2 separate regions of the Mus musculus genome follow, and region 2 is linked to region 1. Evidence: chromatin loops called from intact Hi-C (ENCODE). Cell type or tissue: left cerebral cortex. All regions are shown on one strand. Links, peaks and the distances in the headings refer to the core of each region. The heading gives the core; the rest is flanking DNA.

Region 1 (10,479 bases), core at 1,762-9,761:
AGTCTGTCAAAATGTCTCTGAGCTGCAGCATGGGAAAGTCTCATGATCTGTTGCAGATAGGAGCAATAGTTCTGAGATTTGGACTAAGTAGTCCCAGCCTCTCCGTGTGCCAGAAGGATAGATAGCCTTGGAAGTCTCTGAACCTCTGTGCCTCAGTTTCCTCACCTGTGATATGGTGTGATAGCTGCAGAGCCTCTGGGCCAAGGTGATGACAAAGGCTGGTCCAACTCATGCAGTGTGTTCAGAGTGGCTTTTGGCAGGAAGCAGCACCCTGTAGGTGTTGCCTATTGAAGAACTTGTTATACATTCATTATTTGGGAGTCAGACATCTGTCAGTTCCCATCCCAAGCCAGGAGACTGTGAATTCAAGTCTCTGCCCTACATCTCCTACTTCCTTTGTCTCAGACTTGGAAACTCAGAATTCTCCCTTTTAATATACTCAGGAAAACTGTGTGTGTGTGTGTGTGTGTGTGTGTGTGTGTGTGTATGTATGTATGTATGTAATTTTTTTTTTTGTAAATTCTTTGGCAGTACAGAGCCAGGTGCTTAGGGTCAGAGGTCAGATGCAATGTGGTCCCCATGGTCTGGTCGCATAACAGTTGAAAAGAGGCCAGTAGGTAAAAGGCCAAAAGTTTGCATTTGGGCTTATATACGCCCCCCCCCCCCCAAACACCTCTGTGGAAAAGACCAAAAATGTATTCAAGGCCATGGAAGTTTCTAGCTGGGCATAGCATTGCCTACCCTTGTGAAGTGCCTCCTTGCCATTGTATAAGGAGCACTCCTAGTGTACCCGTTGCCTGACACTTTCTGGGCTTCTGGAGGCTGGAAGTCAGGATCCAGGTGGCTGGGGCCTTCACCTAGGGCCTCTGTCTGAGGCTAGCAGGTGACACCCTCTTTGGAGATTAGCATATGGTCTGTCCACTGTGGCCAGGAATCCCTGACATCTCTTCTTCTAAGGATATTAGTCAGAGTGGCCGAGAGAACCCATGCTAACGGGCTCCACCCACCCCTTCCCCCACTACTACTTCTTTTTTTTTAAGAGAGAGATAACAATCTTTCTCTTTTATTTAATACTTATTTATTAATTTATTATTTGTAAGTACACTGTAGCTGTCTTCAGACACTCCAGAAGAGGGCGTCAGATCTCATTACGGATGGTTGTGAGCCACCATGTGGTTGCTGGGATTTGAACTCAGGACCTTTGGAAGAGAAGTCAGTGCTCTTAACCGCTGAGCCATCTCACCAGCCCCCCCCTCCCCACTACTTCTTTAAAAGCCTCATTTCCAAATTCAGTTCCAATCCTTGTGGATATGGCTTCCACAAAGATTGTTTTAGGGGATCCAGTTCAGTTTCATGTACCTGGCGAGGACCCCCTAACAACACAGTCCTCCTTAGGACTTTAACTGTGGAAAGACATGGAAGAAAAGCCACATCCTTAGGTAAGTCCTCTGGCCTCGGCTCACACCTTACACCTGTCTTCATCGTACTTTGCAGCAAACAGTGGGTATGACCCTCTCACAGTCTTCTGCTAGCCACTTGGAGATTTGTTAGAGCCCCTCGTTTGTGGTGCATCCTAGGTTGGTTGTTTGTTCCTTTGTTTCTGGACAACCCTGCTCTCAAAAATGTTGCCTTGGTGTTTAAGAATGCTTAGCCTTTTTAAAATATGCTAAGGTTCTAGTGTTGGCTTATACTAATTATAGCTATGGTGTCTGTATTTCTTAATATGGCAAACTGGAGGAAGTAAACAGGGCCTGGAGGCAAGACCAAAAACTAGAAGGCAGAGCCTTGTCCATGACTAGGACACATCCTGAGGCAGAACTGTCTGTAACATCAAGTCCCATCCTCTAGGTGACAGGAAAGCCCACCCCCTCAAGTATGTCAGTAGAAACACTTAACCTCACCTTCCCTAGCAGTACTGTGGAACATTTGTTCCTCTTGGTTGGGTTTGAAGTCTATTGCAGGAAGTAATGCTAAGATCGATAAAATCCTCTACAAATGTGCTCAGGGAGCTTAGAACTCTTCTTCCGTTCAGCCACTCTTTGGGTCAGCACTTTATCCAGAGTCTCTTAAAACCTTCCTCAGAGTGAGGCATGGGCAAGAGGCTCATACTAATTATGAGGCAGTGGCTTGCTGATAGAACCTGGTGAGCCTGGGGCTTGGAAGCATGGAACGATCCAATGTGCACACGGAACATTTGTGTGCAACCCACAGAGTGAACTGTCTTAGATATTCTCTGGCCTCATTGGAAGCTGTTGCTGGAGAGGATCACACTGGTGCTTGGTACAGCATCCTTTGGGGTGGGGCAACTCTGGGAGAAAAACAACAACAACAACAACAAAAACAAAAACCCTATAGATTGTCTCGCAGGGAGCATTTGTTTGTTAATCGGCCAGCAGACGTTCATCCATGAGAACAGCACACGTGGTGGCTGGGAGAACCGTGAAAAGTCAACATCTGCAAACAAGGCATTCTCAATGGGGCAGGCTGATGAGACTGTGCCTTGTATTTTGGACAATAAACTCTATTTATGATAGTCTCCCGGTCATTAAGTTGCTCTGCTGTAAGAGAAAACCGAGGCTATTAACTTCTCCAGATAGAACCAGAGGGAAGAGCGATCATTTCGTTTATAAGCAGAAGGGAAGGTTCTGCTCAATAAAGATCAATTAGACATCTCTGTTAAAAGGCTGCTTGGGAGCAGGGCCAACTGGAATTCCAGTATGTTCAACCCATGTGCTGGTGTTCCCTCTACAGCCTCTTGCTCATACCTCACTCTCAGAAAGGTTTGAAGGGACTCTGGACAAAGTGTCGAAAGGTGGATGGTGGCTCTCCAGTCTGTGATTGAATGGTACTTGATCATGTGCCATGCTTCTCACATAAAAGAAACCTGTCCTATGGTCATGTAGACTCAAAATAGAGTTCTCCATGCTAATGAGGTACCTAGAGGCCTAGAGGGTTTAGTTAATAAGCTTCCCTTCCCAGACATTCTTTCCTGCACCCTGAGTAGCGGGTATAATTTTATGCATGCATTTTCCACCATGACAGTAAACTGTTTGGAACCATGGACCATCTCTTTTTCATCAAGATCCACCATGGGGAGCCATGAGGAAGGCCTTCGCCTACAGAGCTGCAGCTTAATCTTCCATAGAAGGCCTCTCTGCTCCCGGCCACAACCCATCAAGCCTGCAAGACTGCAAGCCTGCAAGCTTGCATCCACCAAGCTTAGGACACTCTCCCCTGCTGGGACAAGCCAAGCTGGAGCTCCCCCAACCCCCAGGCTAGATGCTGTCCCCAGTCCGAGGGCTCTCCAACTCTCTTTGGAACTTGGATGTTCAAGAGTCTGAGAATCCCACAGCCCCAGCTTCGTTGCAGGCCTGGGAACCCTGAAGCAGTTCTGGCTTTTCCACATTTCAGACCTTTCCCACCCCTGGAGCAGTCTCTTCCCTGTCCCTGAGGTGGTGGGGTGGGATAAGTGCAGGCAAACTCCCTGTGTTCTGCCTCCCCAACTGGCCATGCCCAGTGACAGAGCAGATGTGGCCAATGACCTCACAGTGTAGCAAGTGGGTTGGTACTGGATAAGCTTCCTTGTCATTGGTGCCTTCATGTTGGCTGGAGTTCTGATTGACTCCAGGTGGAGTGACCTTGGCTCTCATCCATTTTCATTTTAAAGAAGACATTGTTGGATTCCATCCTCCCCAGTAGTGACCTAGACATCAAAGCCAGAGGCCTGTCTGCATCATTTTCTACTTCTATGTACCATGTCATCACATACTTAGCAGTTGACCAGATGTTAATTTGTTATCCCAACATTTTTGTAGCTTAAAAAAATGGGTGCACTATGGGTATGTTTCCTGCTGTGCATGTGTGGTGTTGGCCTAAGGCTGTGGCTCTCATCTGGAGCTCTGTGTCCACCCAGTTGGTCAGCTCATCATTTACCCACTGTTGGCAGAACCCACTCCTTATGGATGCAATGAAAGGACCCCTTACTTTAATGTTTTCAGTTGAGAGTACTCAGCTCCTAGAGTCCCCGCACATTCTGTATCTCATGGCCCCACAACTTTGAAACCAACCATGGATTCTTCCAGTTACTGGAGTTGCTAGTGTCGAGATCGGGCAGTCCTGGTCAAGGCGTGATCCTGCCCATCACTTACTTGTCCCTGTCTTAGCTCCTGGGTGGTGGTCTGATAAACTGTCAGACAGAGTGAAGACTCTGGCTGATACTAAGCTTCAGCCTTTTACTTCTCCCAACATGAGATTTCATGAGATATTCCAAGTTCATGAAGACCACTGTTTCAATAGTCTGGTAGCCAAATTCAGGGGCACAGTGTCTATGTAGTGTATCTTCTTTTCTGCCAGCCTGGTGATATTCCTACACCATCTCTCTTATGCTTAGATTCTCCCTGGCCTGTCTCTGACCTCTAGACCCAGGTTTAAAGAGCCCATCTTATCCAGTCAGTCCCATGTGATTGGATGACTGGGAGATGGTATATGACACTGGAAAGGAGCATCTTTGAGCTATTTTGGAATTCTGCTACCAAAGCCAGTGAGATGACTTGATAGCTTCACTTCTGCCTATGCCTGACCCACCAGTGTCCTCCTTCCCCTCCATCATTCAGTGGTGTAGATGAAGGAGGACACAAGTGTGAATCTGACTTTGAAAGTATTCCCTAATGAAGGAGGGAGGAAGGAGGGGCAAGTCTAACATTGCTTCATGCTGGAAGTGGGGTTTCATGGTGTTTGGAAGAGTCTCACATAGATCACCTGCTTGAGACCCGACCTCAACAAGGTGACAACAAGCATTCGTGTCTTTTTTTAAGTGGCATTCTGAGTGGTCTGAGATAGGGAATCACAAATAACGGCCAGTCACCTCTGCTTATAAATACAGTGTTACACCATAGTGTTTCCTAGTCACCGGTAAGATGACTTGTCTCCATTTGAGTCACTGGGATAGAGACCTTATGGTCAACAACATCCAATGTGCTATCTGTGTCTACCCTGCTGCCTCTTGGCTAATGTGTTGCTCTTTGTCTTAGGTGAGAAACATTACTTAGAGGGCTGATGTTGTAGCTGAGTGGCAAAAATTAGCTTGCCTCACATGCATGCGGTCCTACGTACTGAAAAAAAAAATCATTTGTTGAAAAGAGGACTGCTGGGGGGGGGGTAGCAAGATGGCTCAGCAGGTAAAGTTGTCTACAGCCAAGCTTGATTACCTGACTTCTATCCATTTTACTCACAGGCTGGAAGGAGAGAGCCTGTTTCTGTCTCCTGACCTCCACATGTGTGTACTGGGACACACTCATGCCTCTGCCCCCTTCTTCAAATACATAAAATGAAAATTTAGAAGAAACACAACTTAGAGCTTGGAATAGGTCTGAATTCTGGGAAGGGTATTAGAGTTGTGTGGGGGAGCTTTGCAGGCAATTCTCAGCTCCATAGAAGCATTGCTCTCAGGCCACCCTTCCCACAGGCCGAGAGTAGAGTGTTAAGCCAGCTGTGATTGGCAGGCATGGGTCTTGCTCTTAAAACACCTCTGGACCCCTGTTTGTTTCTTTGACCTTGGCTGAGGACACAAAATGCTTACCTAGGATGACTGTATGTTCAAGAGTAGAAACATTCATTAAAGAGGCGCCACTGCGTATGCAAGGGACTCAGCCTATAAGTGAGATAGGCCTGGCTGGGCTTTGCTGATATCTGCAGTGTCCAGGCATCTTCCACAGGAGGAGAAACTTCCTGTAAAGCAGCTTCCCATTATGTGTGGCACATTGAGGACAAAATCAAGCTCCTTAGACATTCAGAATTCCCCGCAGATCACCGACTATTGCAAGAGGTCATAGCTGATTACCATACCACGAAGTCTGCGAGGGAATATTTAATTTTATGATTGAGATCCCTGGTACTTAGCAGGAAACCTCTACCCTCCCTTCTTTCTGAGGTTAATGCTTTCAAAAATCATTGCCCGATGAGCTCATGCAAATTCAGCCATCTCTAGAGTTGTCGAAGGAAAGTTTTTTAGACAAATTGCTACGCTCTTGCCACATGAATCCTCATACGATACAGGACTCCAGTAATACTTAAAGTTTCCAGGGAGTTTCATATTTTACTAAAAGGGGAAAAAAATCAATCTTGAATCTTTTAGTCCAGTGACCAAAGAATCACTTGATTGATTTTGTTCTGCTCTGCAGGTGAGCATGCAATCCGTCCCAATCTGTTCTTATTGGGTTTGAAGTTGACTTTTCCTGAGAAGTTGTAAATCAAGTGCTATGTGGATAATACTGTGATGCTAGGCCCTTGTTACAGCCACTTTATGCAGCGTATACAAACACCCCTAGGTACAGTTTCCTTCCAATGGTCTCTCCAATTCGGAGTTTATGTTTGCCACACTTGATTCTTCTTCTCGACAGCAGAGGGAGGCAAAGCTTTATGCAACCGAGCCGAGCCTTAGATCCAGGCTTCAGGAAAGAACTCACATAACAATGAATTCTGACAAGGGTGATATAGATCTGCACTTGCACACACACACACACACACACACACACACACACACACACACACGAACACAAAAGCACAATTTGCAAATGAGTTCATTTTATTTTCAGTTCTTAAACGTATCACTTTGAGAACCAAGAACAAGAAATCTGTAGAGGATGTGGGGAAGGCTTTTTCACTTTGATGAAATTTAGTGGTACCCTGAAACATTGGCTGGATAATATACAGAGTGCTTCATGGGCTGGGTGAATTAACACTCTAATCAGGCCCCATGGCTGAGTTCCAGCTAGTGGGCCCACAACTGATGGTATTTTTTGTTCTTCAGTCAGGGAAAAGCCAGAGCTACAGAAAGCTAGGGCAGTATGGATCCCAGCTGTGACTGATTTTAAGGCCTCCTAGGCAAGTGCCTTTCCTGGCTGCCCATCCACACAGGGTTGCAGCTGGGAGCTTGTGGCCTTTGTGGAAGGCTTCAGGGGGTGGAGAATTCATAGGCATTTATTCTAAGCAGCCAGCAACCTTGGCTAAACTCTTCCTCTCTATACTCTGTGGATCTGGAGGGGGCAAATGAAGAGATACAGCACCTTTGGATGGGCCATATGAAACTTTGAGTTGGTTTCACTCCAGAAATGAATTCACGAGGCAATCGAACACAACACCAAATACTTTTGGAAGCAGTCTTTGGGTGACTGGCGTGGGTGGAGCTTGCCTGCCATGGCCCCAAAATGCTACCTTGGACAAGACTCCTGACCTTCCCTGTTCTCTGTAGAATGGGGAGTGTAGTCTGATGTGCCACAGAGGCTGTTATGAATACCCAGTGAAATGTATCTTTGAAATGACCAAGAATTCTAAATCATGTATGTGGCAAATTGTGTCTGAGTTTGAGGTGGAATGAAATTTGACTGGGCCAGGAAGAGCCAAGGACTAGACTAGAGTGAAGCAGGCAGCGTGGCTGAGACCCAAAATTTAAGGAGGAGTATTCCCTTGCAGGCTGTTCTGCTGTCATCTCTGAGAGTAAGACCCTGCAAACCCATGCTTCCTTAAATGTTGTGCTCTAGACACTCTGCTTGTCTCAAGTATGATAACACTGGCCCCGATCAGGAGTAAACCCCTTGCCTGCTAACATTCCGAATGCAGTCCATATTAATCGTAGAGCAGTTCGTCTTTAGCTAACTTACATTTGCAGAGGCAAGCATGGAGAGACTATTTCTTGGGCTTACTTCCTTGTACTTTTTCATTTGTTTGCAACCTTAAGCTGGTCCTCTTGCCCCCATTTAATGGACAGTAGAGAAACATGTAAAAGAAAGAGATCTGACTCCCCGAACACACTGGAGGGCCCTCACACTTCATCGTGGAGTTGGAGTGATTCTCTTGCTCAACTGAAGATAAAATGTCATGTGACAAACACTTTGCTCCTGCTTTGCCCAAGCCTGGAGGTATTTGTTCTAGGATCTGTCTCTTTTGAAAACCAGAGGTTCCCCCCCCCCCAACCCCTGTTTCTGGTCTGCCCATCAATCTTTATTTATAATTTCTTATCTCATTTAGTAAGGCAGTTTGGGCAATAATCCATCTTTTGCAATCCCCCAGTCCAGGGCTGGGGTGCAGCCCAGAAGTAGAGTGCTTGTCCAGCATGCATGGCAGTCTGGGTTCCATCCCTGGCACAAGATGTGGGTGGGGCCACTCCCAACATAAGCGCCTTGCTCTAGTTAGTTCCATAAAAGAATCTGAGTGCTAAGAAAGCAGTCCTCAGTAAGGATGAGAGAGGGTGTCGACACCTCAGGAGCTCACTTTGCAAATATATACACACATGTGGGTATCTTCCTCAGCTCCTACTTCTAAGATGGGGGACACAGTGTAGCTGATGTATGTTAACTGGCTAATTTGACGTATCAGTGTGACCCAGGGATCTCCATTACTAGAATTTGGATGCTAACCTCATTGCCTTTGATGTCTGTCTACCTGTAGTCTACAAAGCTCTTCACTTCTACCTGTAGTCTACAGACCTCTGTGTTTCTACCTTTTCACACTTGCAAATCATCTACCGAGCTATGCATTATTTCCTTATATACCTACAAGCTTAAATGCTGGTCACAAAGGGTCGTGAGAAGGGATCTTGGGTACTGGACAGGAGGGAATATGTCCCCGCTGTTGTGTTAGAATGATCAATGTATAAATACTACTTTTTCTGCTTAAAGTTTAAGGGCCATTAAGTAAAAACTGGAAAAGCTATTTAGAAAACAATCCTCAGTAAAGCATTAGTGTTTGGGGAATACTAGCTCAGAATAATGAGGTGTCTGCTCCCCGCTGTGCCATGTAACAATCCTGCATCTTTGCCCTACTCCTAAGCAACCAACCTATGGTGATGCCAGGTCAATGCAGATGTAGCGCCACCCAGTGGCTCTCTGGGGAGGATGGATTTGTTTCTAGGACCATATGCAAAATCACTAGGCATCCTAGAGTGGGCAGTTTGCTGTAGGCAGAAGCCCTGGGTGAACAGCAGGGGAGATGCAAGGCAGTGACATTTCGGTTATTGTTAAAGTGACTCTGTGTGTTGCCACAGGCTGATGCCTGGGGCAACTCAGGCTACCGTTACTTTGGAATGAATTTGCATTTTATGTCTTACGGTACCTCCACATATTAGGACAAAGTAGTGGCAATATACCCGGAGCAAGTCATTCGCTGTTCTCTAGACAGTGCTTATATGACTTCGGGGACCTCTGCCATAACTCTGTGGTCCATAAGTTGGGAACCACTGAGATGGGATATTGGAAAGCTGAGTGCAAATGAAATCATTAACTCAATGTCAGGGGGAGCATGCTCTTTAAAAGAATCCTGGGGTGAATTCCCGCCACACCGAAGACACTTCTGCCATTCTTACTCATGAGCCAGAATGAGTCCTCTATGTAACAGATCGGCTTCTCAGGCCACTTATTACCCTTTCCCCCAGGAAGCCCCACCCTGTAATGAGCCTTGTTTCCTACTGGCGCTCTCCTCACCATCAGCAAACACTGCTTATTTCTGCCTCTAAATCTTGGTCTGTTTTTCTGTCTCTCTGAAATTCAACCTCTGCCCCTATTTCAATGCCCTTCTTCAAGCTCCTAGAGTCTTTGTAGCCAACTGGGGCCCCTGAGGTGACCTTTCTTTCTGTGGACTTTTGACATTCTGCCTCCTGAGGTCACACAGCTGCCTCAACCCTTGTTCTGGGTTTGTTGTGGTCTTCTCAGCTAAAAACCTAGATTTTCTGACATTGGTCATGCTCAGAACTCTTTAGAGCAAGTTGCTAGACAAACTGCAACACAACAGAACTTGACTGGCTGCATAAAATGAAAAAAAATAAAGGGGGGGGTGTTCTTAATTAGGTATGCGTGGTCAGGGGTGGTGGTAAAAAATTTCATATACTGGATATTCTACAAGTGATTTCAAATATTCTTTTTATCTATCAATTAAATCATCCCTATATACTTGGTTTCCACATTCATCCACAAATTATGAAGTAAAATGACCTGAAAAAAAAAACTGTTTGAAACATATAGGTTTTTCTTGTTTTTATTCTTAAATAAGGCAGGGCAGGGGCTATTTGCATAGCATTTGTGTGGGGTTGGGTATTGTAAATCACTAGAAGGCTACCATAGGTTGGAATGTGTATGTGTGCATTTATGTATTGGGGTGGTGGGCTATATGCAGACTTTACAATGTTTAAAGAAGGGTTGTAAACACCCTCAGATTTTGCTCTCCCTTGTGGGTCCTGGACTTAATCCTTTTGGTACAAAGGATGGCTGTGTATGATGTACTGGCCATGTGCCAGGCACATTCTTATTTGGCAAAGTAGAAAAAAACTCTTGTTTTTCCATCAGTGACAAATGGGCTCATTCTCTGGAGACAGAACCCTCATGCTTGCTGGCAATGGCTTTGAAGATTCTGGATTGTGTTTGTCCCCTTTGCTCTTGTCTGAGGAGTTTGCCCTCTCTGTTTCCTGCATGTGCCCTGTGGACCACCACT
Region 2 (10,479 bases), core at 569-8,568, 1.9 Mb after region 1:
CTCAGCAGTTCAGTCCTGTAGCAAACACGAAATATGACTCAGCAGCTGATTGAGTCCCCTTGGCATGCAGACATCTTGCATGAACCAGCAGCTGTAGTTCAGTCTAAAAGAAGCTGCAAGACTTGCCAACCAGCCGGAGGTGAAGCCTCGGAAGCAGCAAGCTGCTACAGGAACCTCAGGAGCAGCTCTTTGGTGAAATTCTCTCAATGGGGGCTTCACTACCTCAAGTTGATCTCAACAACACCATGTAAGGGAAACGAATACATTCCAGTCATTAGCGAAGAATAGTGAGGCAGAACCAACCAAACCAATACTCAGTGCTTGTCTCCCACTGTTTGTGGGGTCTAATTTATAGTCCTTCATCAAGGGTCCTTTTACATGTCGGCTCCAGCAAAACACCTTTTCACCTGTGTGCCCAGCAAAACATCATTTGACATAACTTCCCAGAAAAACTAGAAGTTTTCATTTCAGATTATAATTATGGCTTGCATTAGTTAGGGCTAAGGAGAGTTTTAGGTTTATTTCTTTTTTATTTATTATTTCTTTGTATTTCCCTTTATTATTATTAAAACTGTTATTATTTGCTTTCGCCGTGGTCACTATCATTGGCAAAGTTCTTATTTTCAGCTTTTTCTGGGCCTGGGGCTCTTTTTGGCTTTGAAAGGTTCTACTCCACTCAGTCTTGAAGGTGTCAAAGACTGCTTGAGATGTGGCCTTGAACTCTGGCTGGAAAGATGTTGAGTAGAAGAAATCATTTTTGGTAATAAATAAATAAATAAATAAATAAATAAAAATAAAACAAAGCCCTCCTTAATCTATAGGTCATTCTTTACTCTACCAGTGATCGAACTGCCCAGAAGAAACATTGGAGGGAAGAGAAATAGGCCAGTTGGCACTGGGTTGCCTCCCTGGATTAGCAAGGAGAGTTGGCCCCCAAGGCTTCTTCCAGCATGGCAGGTGTGAAGGGAAGGGAGTAGGACTTTTTTTTTTTTTTTTAAAGGAAAGATAGAGTGCCCAGTGTCTTGTGTTAAGATATTGTCCCAACTCCAGGGCTATCTGCAACCCTGACCAGGCCACTTCCCATTGTCACCTCCTCATCCAGGAGATGCATAATTAAAGAAAAAAATCAAAACAAGACCCTAAATAAAACATAATCCAAAAAAGAAATGATCTGGAGGAATGGAGAAGAAAGGAGGGTGGAAAGGGCCAGTCTCTGAATGCATAATTCTTACTGTTACAGATAAAGGTTCACTTGTGTTCAAGGTTAGACTTCCTGGGTTATTGTTAGTGATAGAAACTGGTTTAGTTATATTTTAAAGGTTAGTTTTATTAGAGGTATAGGTAGAATCATGCTTACGGTTAGTGTGAGGCTAGGTGCCATATTGGTCTTATTTCTAAGGTTAGTGTTAGAGTTTGGCTTAGTGTTAGGGTTAGAGCTAGGTTTGTTTTTAGGGTTATCTGGTTAATATTTGGGTTGAATTTATATTTAAGATAGGGTTGCTGGAAGAGAGAGCATTAGGACTGTGAATAAGGTTCCGTTAGGATCATCAGCACAAAGTTAGTATCAGAACTGTCATCTTTGCTAGAAATGGAGTTTAGTTTTCAATTTTGTTTTAGGGTTGGGTTGCGGTAGAATTAGGTTTTTTTTTTTTTTTTTTTATGTCAGGGAGCTAGCAAAATATTTAGGGATTGTGTTCGAACTAAAAGTTAATGGTTACTTTTACGTTGAGAGCTAGTGTTTGGTTTAATGTTTGAGTCTAGTATTAGTGCTACTGCTAGGTTGAGGGATCGGAACAGGCTTAGTGCTAGGATTAAAGATAGGTTTCTAGTTAGGCTCAGGTTAGAGTTAGTTAGTCTATATTTTTGGTTAAGTCTGTTAACCTGTTTGGAGTTTGGTGCAGGACTTTGCTTATAAAGTGTTAGGGTTAATGTTATGGGTAGAGTTAGACAGGAGCAAGCTTAGAGTTAGGCTTAGGGTAATGGCTAGGGCCAGGATTAGGTCTAGAGGCAGGTTTAGGTATAGCTCTAAGATTAATGTTATATTTAGACGTATGGTTAAGATTAGGTCTAGGGAAAAGCTTGTCAGACTGTCTGGTGTAGTCCTGGGATTTGGTTAGATGTAGGTTTAAGTTTAAGGTTAGGATCGGTGGCATCGAATCCTTTCGGCTTTAGGGTTATGTGTAGAATTAGTTTAGAACTTGGTGTAAACATACTGTAAGAGCTATATTTAGTGTTAGAATTCGGGATGAAGACAGTTTTCAAGATACTTTTGAGGTTCAGCCTGAGGTAGTATTATAATTTCTTTTATGTCCAGGATGCTTTTTTTGTCTGTTACTTGAGCTAGATTTAAGTTCAGGGTGACAGGATTTGGGGTATTATTTGTATTAGGTCTACATTTAGAGTTATTGTAGTTTTAGGGTTAACACTAGTGTTAAGGCTAGGGTTGGAGTTAGTTTTAGAGCGAGTATTAGAACTACAGCTAAGTCTGGATTCAGTTTGAGGCTAAAGAGTAGGATTTGAGGCAATGTCTGTATAGGTGAGTTGTTGAACTTTGTTCACTGTTAGGGTTAATTTTGCGGATAGAGTTAGGATAGGTTTAGGTCAGCGTTATGGCTTATCATTCTGGTTAGCATTACAGTTAATGCTAAGCATAAAGACAGTTTTCAATATCAGGATTTTATTTATGATAAATTGTTGTCTTAGGGCTCAAGTGAAGCTAGGATCAAGATTATTGTTCAATCAAAGTCTTAGAGTTATAAGGGGTTGGACTTTACGGTCTGGTCTGGGTTTTGTTTAAGATCAGAGCTATTGTTTGGCTACGACTCAGGGAAAGAGTTTCATGTAGTAATAGGACAAGAGTTATATTTAGTGTTACAAACTGGTCTATGACCAGTGCTAGACCTAGTTTTATTATTCAGGCTAGATGTTGACTGGGTTGGGGTTTTGTCTTTAGTCTGATTAGAGCAATTGTAGTGTTAATATTATTGTTAGTGTTAGGTCTAGAGATATTTTAGGTTTATTTCTACGATGAATGTGAGAATTAGTTGTAGGGTTTGATTTATATCACTCCAAGGTCAATGTGAAGGCTATGAATGGTTTCAGGTGTATTTATAAGGATAATATTAGAGTTAGAAGTAGGATTATTGCTAGAGTTAAGGCTGGGAGCAATATTGGTATTTATTTCCCCCCTGATTTTATGTTAGAGCTAGAGCTAGGTTCATGGTACATGTCAGAGTTAGGTTTGTCATCAGGACTAGTGTTAATCTTGGGGTTAGGGTTAGAGCCAGGTTTGTGTTTAGGGTTAGGACTGGTGGCCGAGCTAGGAACAGGATAGTTGATGGGGACAGGTTAGGATTTGCTGCAAATTTTGTGTAACAGCTCCATTTAGTGGTAGAACAATGTTTACGGTTATTTTTAGACTTCGTTTTAGGTTTCAGACTGGGGATATAGTAACAATTATACTGAGTGCTCATGATGTGTTTAGGGCATTTGAGCTAGGATTTGGTAGGTAGTCACACTGGATGTATGATTAGATTTAGGATTAGGATTAGGGCTCAGGTTGGGACTAGGGTCATAGATAGGGTGAAGTTTAGAGTTAGAACTAAGACAAAGTTAAGGGTTAGTTTTAGGGTTAAGGCTAGAGTAAGAGCCAGTGTTTGGGTTAGGTTTAGAGACTTGTTTCTTGTCATGCTTAAGGTTATGGATATGGATTCTGGATATAGACATAGATGTGAATATGGCTTTTTTGGTTATGATTGTAGTTAACATTGGTTTTATAATTAAGATGCCAAGATTAGCATTAGTGTTACTGCTTGGAGTGGAGCCATGGTTAGTTGTAGACTTAGATTACGTTTAGAGCTAGGTTTAGGCTTAGGTTTCAATCCAAATTACATTTGAAGTGTTTGATGGCAAAATTTTGTTATGTATGGTAGAGGTTAGTGCTGGTTTTAGGACTAAGTTTAAGGATGGTGCTGGGCGTATCATGTGGGTAAGTGGTTGTCTTAGGGTTTTAATGCTGTGAACAGACACCATGACCTAGGAAATTCTTATAAAGGACAACATTTAATTGAGGCTGGCTTACATGTTTAGAGATTCAGTCCGTTATCAAGGTGGCAGCGTGGCAACATCCAGGCAGACCTGGGGCTGGAGGAGCTGAGAGTTCTACATCTTGTTCCAAAGGCAGCTAGGAGAAGAGTGGCAGCTAGAACAATGGTCTTAAAGCCGACATCCACAGTGAAATATCTACTCCAACAAGACCATACCTACTCCAATAAGGCCACACACTTCCTAATAGTGGCAAGCATATACAAACCATCACAGTGGTATAGTTGGTGTTAACATTTAGTATACCATTAATTTTAGAGGTAGTTTTACTATTTGGGCTAAATATAGGCTTTAGACTAGTGTTAGGTTTGTTTGTTTGTTTGTTTTTGCTATGGACTGATTATGGCAATTGTATGGTTATAGATAGAGAAGGTAGGGCTTGTGTTAGTCTCACTGTTAGTGTTAAGGTTGAAGTTAGGGTTAGGGTTAGCTTATTATTAGTGTCTGGCAAAGGATAGAGTTTTAGTTTTTTTGTTTTTTTTTTAATGTTACAATTAGACCTAATGTTAGAATATAGTTAGGCCTTGCTAGTGTTAGGGTTAGGAACAGTTTTACATATATTTCTAAGTTTAATGTTAGTGTTAGTAATAGGAACAGGGATAGAGTTAGGGTTAGGGTCTGTAATTGGTGTTATTTTATAGTTTAGTTTTAGAGTTAGAGGCAAGCTTATGGTTAAGTTTAGGGGTGGTTTTTGTTTTTGTTTACTTCTTTTGTCTGTTTGTTTAATTTGTTAGGATTATGGTTAGTCTGTATGGCTAAGGCTAAGTTTAGGTTTATGGTTAGGACCAGTGTCAGAAGCAGTGTTTAGAGTACAGCCTTCCTTTAGAGTTTGCAATAAAGATAGAGCAACACCGCCACCTAGTGCTAGAACTAATATTAGCATTTGCGTTTCTGTTTTTTAATTTTAATCTACAAATGTGTTTAAAATGGACCTCTTGACTTTAAAAAAAATTAATCACTTGACTTTTTAAAATACATTTTTCAAAGAAAAATTGTGGGTAGTGGGGGGTTGGGACATTCTCGTGGAGACAGGGGGTGGGGAGGAGGTATGGATGTGGAACAGTCCGAGGGTGGACTGGGATTGGGGGTGGAGGTGTGTGAATAAATCTGGAGTGTAAACAAACAAACAAAACAAATGTATGCTACAAAAATAAATATTGCATCAATCTTGCTGTTATAAAAATTATGTAAAATATATTATGACCTTGATTTCCTCTCTTCTATATATCTTTCTAACTTTCCTCCACTCAACTCCACAGCCTTTCTCTCTGTCTGTCTCTGTCTCTCTTTTTCTCTCTCTGAAGAAAATTTGTTTTTGTTTGTTTTCCTGTTTGTTATGGTTAGTTGTTTACTTGGTTTTACTGTTTATGCTGTCTGTATGTTTAAAATGTGGTTTAGAACTGCTAATACATTTAGGGCTATTGTCTAAGCCAGGGTTAGTTTTGGGATGACACGTAGGTTTTGGGTTAGTATCGAAGTTATATCTCAGTTTAGCATTAGTGTTAATTTTAGGTTTAGGGCTGGCAGTAGGACTTGATTTACGGTAGGATGAGGACAAGGGCTAGAATTAGGACTTCATTTAGGGTTAAGACGAGGGATAAAGACAATGTCTGGGTTAAGTGTAGAACTTGCGTGTTATAAGGGTTAAGTTTATGGATAAGGTCAGGGCTAGTTAGGTTATGGTTATGGCTTTGCCAGGATTAGTGTTACGGCTATGATGGCATTTATGGTTAATTGTAGGCTAGGGTTAAAATAGGTTTAGATTTAAACGTACAAATAAGTTTCTCTGAGGATTAAATTTAGAATTTAGGGTCAATAGTATGTGAAGTTTATGATTTAGTTTACAGATGCAGTTTGGTTTATCATTATGGTAATGGTTACAGTTAGTGGTAGCAAATTGTTCGGTTTAGTTTTAGAGTATGGGAAATATGTAGGTTTTAGGTTAGGGTTTGGCTTGGATCTTAGAAGAGTCATGTTTAGGTTAGGTTTAGGGTTAGGGTTAGAGGGTCTGAGGTAGACAAGATTAGGGTTCAAGTTAATTTTTGGATTTGGATTAGTGTTCATTTTGGGGACAAAGTTAGTAGTAGTCTCTTCTTCAGATCACTGCAGGGCTGGTGCTAGGGTTAGGGTTATTGTTAGGATTATACCTGGATTAGTGTCAGGGAAAGTTTTACTTTTTTTTTCTAAGTATGATGTTTGAGTTTAGGGTTAGGGTTAGGGCTAGGGCTAGGATTTAAGTTATTTCTAAGTTTAGAGTTAGAGGTAATTTTAAGGTAGAAATTCAGGCTAGATTTGTCGTTAGGGGTAGTGTTAATCATGAGGTTAGTGTTAAAGGTAGGTTTATATTTAGGGTTAGAATTGATGGCTGGCCAGATTAGCAGTAGAAGCATAAAGTTATTGTAAGTGCTACAGTTAGTATTAGAACTCATTTAAGTTTTGTTTTTGATCTAGTTTAGGGTTCTGGTTGGAGTAGATTTCAATTTCTTTTAGGGATAAGTCTATATTTTGATCTAGTGTTTGATCTGTGGCTAAAATAAGGGCGTAATCAAGGGTATGGCTTAGTTTTCAGTTAGTTCTTAGTTAAGTATTGTGGAAAAGGTTAGAGACAGTGATATGACTGAGATTGAATTATGTTTTTTTAAGGCATAGTTTTAGATTTAGACTAGGGACAGAGACAGTGTTTGGATCAGGTGTGGATATTAGTGTTATGGTTAAGGCTATGGCTAGGGTTAGGGGTAGGTTTTGGTTATTGTTATGATTACTGAGAGGGTTAGAGTACAGGTAAGGGGCAGATTGCAGTTATGGTTACTTGTAGGCTTAGTCTATATTAAGAACTCGATGTAAACTTAACAGTGTTGTTATATGAAGTAGATTAAGGTTTGAGGTATGGTTAGGGTCAGTGCTAGAGTTAGGTTTAGGAATAATATTAGGCACAGAGTTTAGTTTTACATTAAGAAAATGAACACAGTCTTAAACAGTGATGCATCCAGGCATGCAACATGTGGCTGAGACCGCACCACCTTGAGGAGTACCTACCACCTCTCAGACTCAACACCTGCCCAGAGTTGGGGCAGGTTGGCTGGGACATGATGCTAGCTGTAGACAGTAGAAGCCAAGGCCTGGAAGTCCTGAGAAAAGACATCACTGAAGACCTCTGAACTGGTAATATAAAACAGAATGGAAAATTCCCAAAGAAAAGAGTTTAGAGATACATAGATACAGAGATAAATACATAAGTTTAGAAGCAATAAAAGAGAAAAAATCGAAATGTCTTGTAAGTACACTTAGACACTAAAAAGGGGGAAAGATACTGAGAGTATACAGTGATGAAAAGAAATTTTAGGTTAAAAAGTAATAAAGTAAAGTCTCCGATGGACGGAGAGAGGAGAAGTAGGTATGTGCATAGACACTGAAGCAAGGAAAGAAGCTGAGTGTAGACAGTCACAGAAAGAAATATTAAGTTTGAAATGAGTAAAATGAAGTCTCCAAATGAAAGGAGTTAGATTTAAAAAAGAAAATATTTTTATGTGAATATATGTAAAGAACTCAAGAAGTATGACTCCAAAAAAAGTAACACAATTAAAATACGGGGTAAACAGAATTCTCAATAGAGGAATATCAAATGGTCAAAAAGCACTTAAGGAAATGTTCATCATGTTTAGTCATCATGGAAATGCAAATCAAGCCAACCCAGAGATTCCACCTTACACCAGAATGTGTAAGATTCAATCTCAGAATGGCTAAGATTAAAATCTTAAGGCACAGCATATGCTGGTGAAGATGTGGAGAAAGGGGAACATGCCTTCATTGCTGATGGGATTGCAAACTTGTATAACCACTCTGTAAATCAATCTGACAGTTTTTCAGAAAACTGGAAATAGTTCTACCTGAAAACTGCGCTCTACCACTCCAGGACATATACCCAAAAGATACCCTACCATTGTACAGGGACACATGCTCCACTATGTACAGCCTTAGTCACTGAAGCTTTATTCAGAATAGAAGGTGGGAACAACCCAGATGCCTCTCAATTGAAGAATAGATATAGAAAGTGTGGTTCATTTACACAATGGAGTGCTATTCCGTTAATAAAAACAAGGACATCATGCATTTTACAGGCAAATGGATGGAAACGAGAAAATATCATCCTGAGTGAGGTAAACCAAAAGGACATGGATGGTATGTTCTCATTGAAAAGTGGATACTAGGCATAAAATACAGGATACTCATGATACACCCTACAGACCCAAATTAAATAAGATGGAATGCCCAAGCAAGAATGCTTGAATCTCACTTAGAAGGGGAACTAAAATAGTCATAGGATGCAGATGGAGGGAGGGAACTTGGTGGGAGAGGAGATGGGAGGGGAATGGGGGGAAGATCAGGATCAGCAGGAGGTGGATCAGAGCTCCAGACTTCTGGACACCTGCCCTGCAAGAGGAGAGCTTGCCTGCAGAGAGTGCTCTGACCACTGGGACTCAGGTGAGAGTTGGAATCCCAGGAGTGCTACCAGAGACTAACAGAATAACAAGAGGATCAAGCTCCAGCCAGAGACAGCTAGAACATTAACACCAGAGATTACCAGATGGCAAAAGGCAAACATAAGAATCTTACTAACAGAAACCAAGAACACTGGGAATCATCAGAACCCAGTATGCCCACCACAGTGAGTCCTGGATACCCCAACACACCTGAAAAGCAAGACTCAGATTTAAAATCATATCTCATGATGGTGGTAGAAGATTTTAAGAAGGGCACTTAAAGAAATACAGGAGAACACTGCTAAACAGGTAGAAGACCTTAAAGAGGAAACATAAAAATCCGGAACTATAGGAAAAGACAACCAAACAGGTGATGGAACTGAACAAAGCCATACAAGATCTAAAAATGGAAGTAGAAACAATGAAAAAAACCCAAAGGGAGACAACTCTGGAGATAGAAACCCTAGGAAAGAAATCAGGAACCATAGATGTGAGCATCAGCAACAGAATACAAGAGATGGAAGAGGGAATCTCAGGTGCAGAAGATTCCATAGGGAACATGGACACAACAATCAGAGAAAATGCAAAATGCAAAAAGATCCTAACTCAAAACATCCAAGAAATCCAAGACACAATGAGAAGACCAAACCTACGGATAATAGGAGTAGACGAGAATGAAGATTATCAACTTAAAGGGGCAGCAAATATCTTCAAGAAAATTATAGAAGAAAACTTCCCATAACTAAAGAAAGAGATGCCCATGAACATACAAGAAGCCTACAGAACTCCAAATAGACTGGACCAGAAAAGAAATTCCTCTGGACACATAATAATCAGAACAACAAATGCAGTAAATAAAGACAGAATATTAAAAGCAGTAAGGGAAAAAGGTCAAATAACATATAAAGGCAGGCCTATTGCTCCAGACTTCTCACCAGAAACTATGAAAGCCAGAAGATCCTGGACAGATGTTATACAGACACTAAGAGAACACAAATGCCAGCCCAGGCTACTATACTCAGCAAAACTCTCAATTACCATAGATGGAGGAACCAAAGTATTCCATGACAATACAAAATTCACAGAATATCTTTCCACGAATCCAGCCCTTCAAAGGACAATAAAGGAAAAACATCAACACAAGGATGGAAACTATACCCTATAAAAAGCAAGAAAGTATTCCTTCAACAAACCTAAAAGAAGACAGCCAAGAGAACAGAATCCCAACTTTAACAACAAAAATAACAGGAAGCAACAATTACTTTTCCTTAATATCTCTGGACTTAATATCAGTGGACTCAATTACCCAATAAAAAGACATAGACTAACAGACTGGCTACACAAACAGGTCCCAACATTTTGCTGCTTGCAGGAAACCCACCTCAGGGACAAAGACAGAAACTACTACCTCAGAGTAAAAGGCTGGGAAGCAGTTTTCCAAGCAAATGGTCTGAAGAAACAAGCTGGAGTAGCCATTTTAATATTGAATAAAATTGAATATCAACCCAAAGATATCAAAAAAGACAAGGAGGGGCACTTCATACTCATCAAAGGTAAAATCTATCAAAATGAACTCTCAATTTGAAATATCTATCCTCCCAATGGAAGGTCAGCCACATTCATTAAAGAAACTTTGGTAAAGCTCAAAGCACACATTGCACCTCAAACAATAATAGTGGGAGACTTCAACACCCAACTCTCAGCAATGGACAGATCTTGGAAACAGAAACTAAACAGAGACTCATGGACACTAACAAAAGTTATGAAACAAATGGATTTAACAGATATCTACAAAACATTTTATTCTAAAACAAAATGATATACTTTCCCCTCAGCAACTCATGGTACCTCCTCCAAAACTGATCATATAATCGGTCACAAAACAGGCCTGAAC

Evidence for each region. Hi-C counts contacts between places; a loop is a spot of excess contacts. Peaks named below come from ENCODE experiments on the same cell type or tissue, not always from the same donor. Only the 100,000 strongest peaks of a DNase experiment are listed, where the experiment ranks them.
Region 2: it touches region 1 in a loop (7-fold over the local background); 11 of 42 quality-filtered maps call a loop at or near these places.

What each region holds. Positions count from the first base shown.
Region 1 is chr19:15,865,442-15,875,920 of GRCm38, reverse strand. No RefSeq gene overlaps it. Among named protein-coding and RNA genes, the nearest start is that of Psat1, 54 kb to the left of the region's middle. In left cerebral cortex, for the core only: CTCF peaks have their summits at 6,392 (motif pointing right) and 8,884 (motif pointing left); DNase peaks (open chromatin) are centred at 6,410, 6,788 and 8,877.
Region 2 is chr19:13,975,884-13,986,362 of GRCm38, reverse strand. No RefSeq gene overlaps it. Among named protein-coding and RNA genes, the nearest start is that of Olfr1505, 62 kb to the right of the region's middle. In left cerebral cortex, for the core only: CTCF peaks have their summits at 3,366 and 4,970 (motif pointing left); a DNase peak (open chromatin) is centred at 4,960.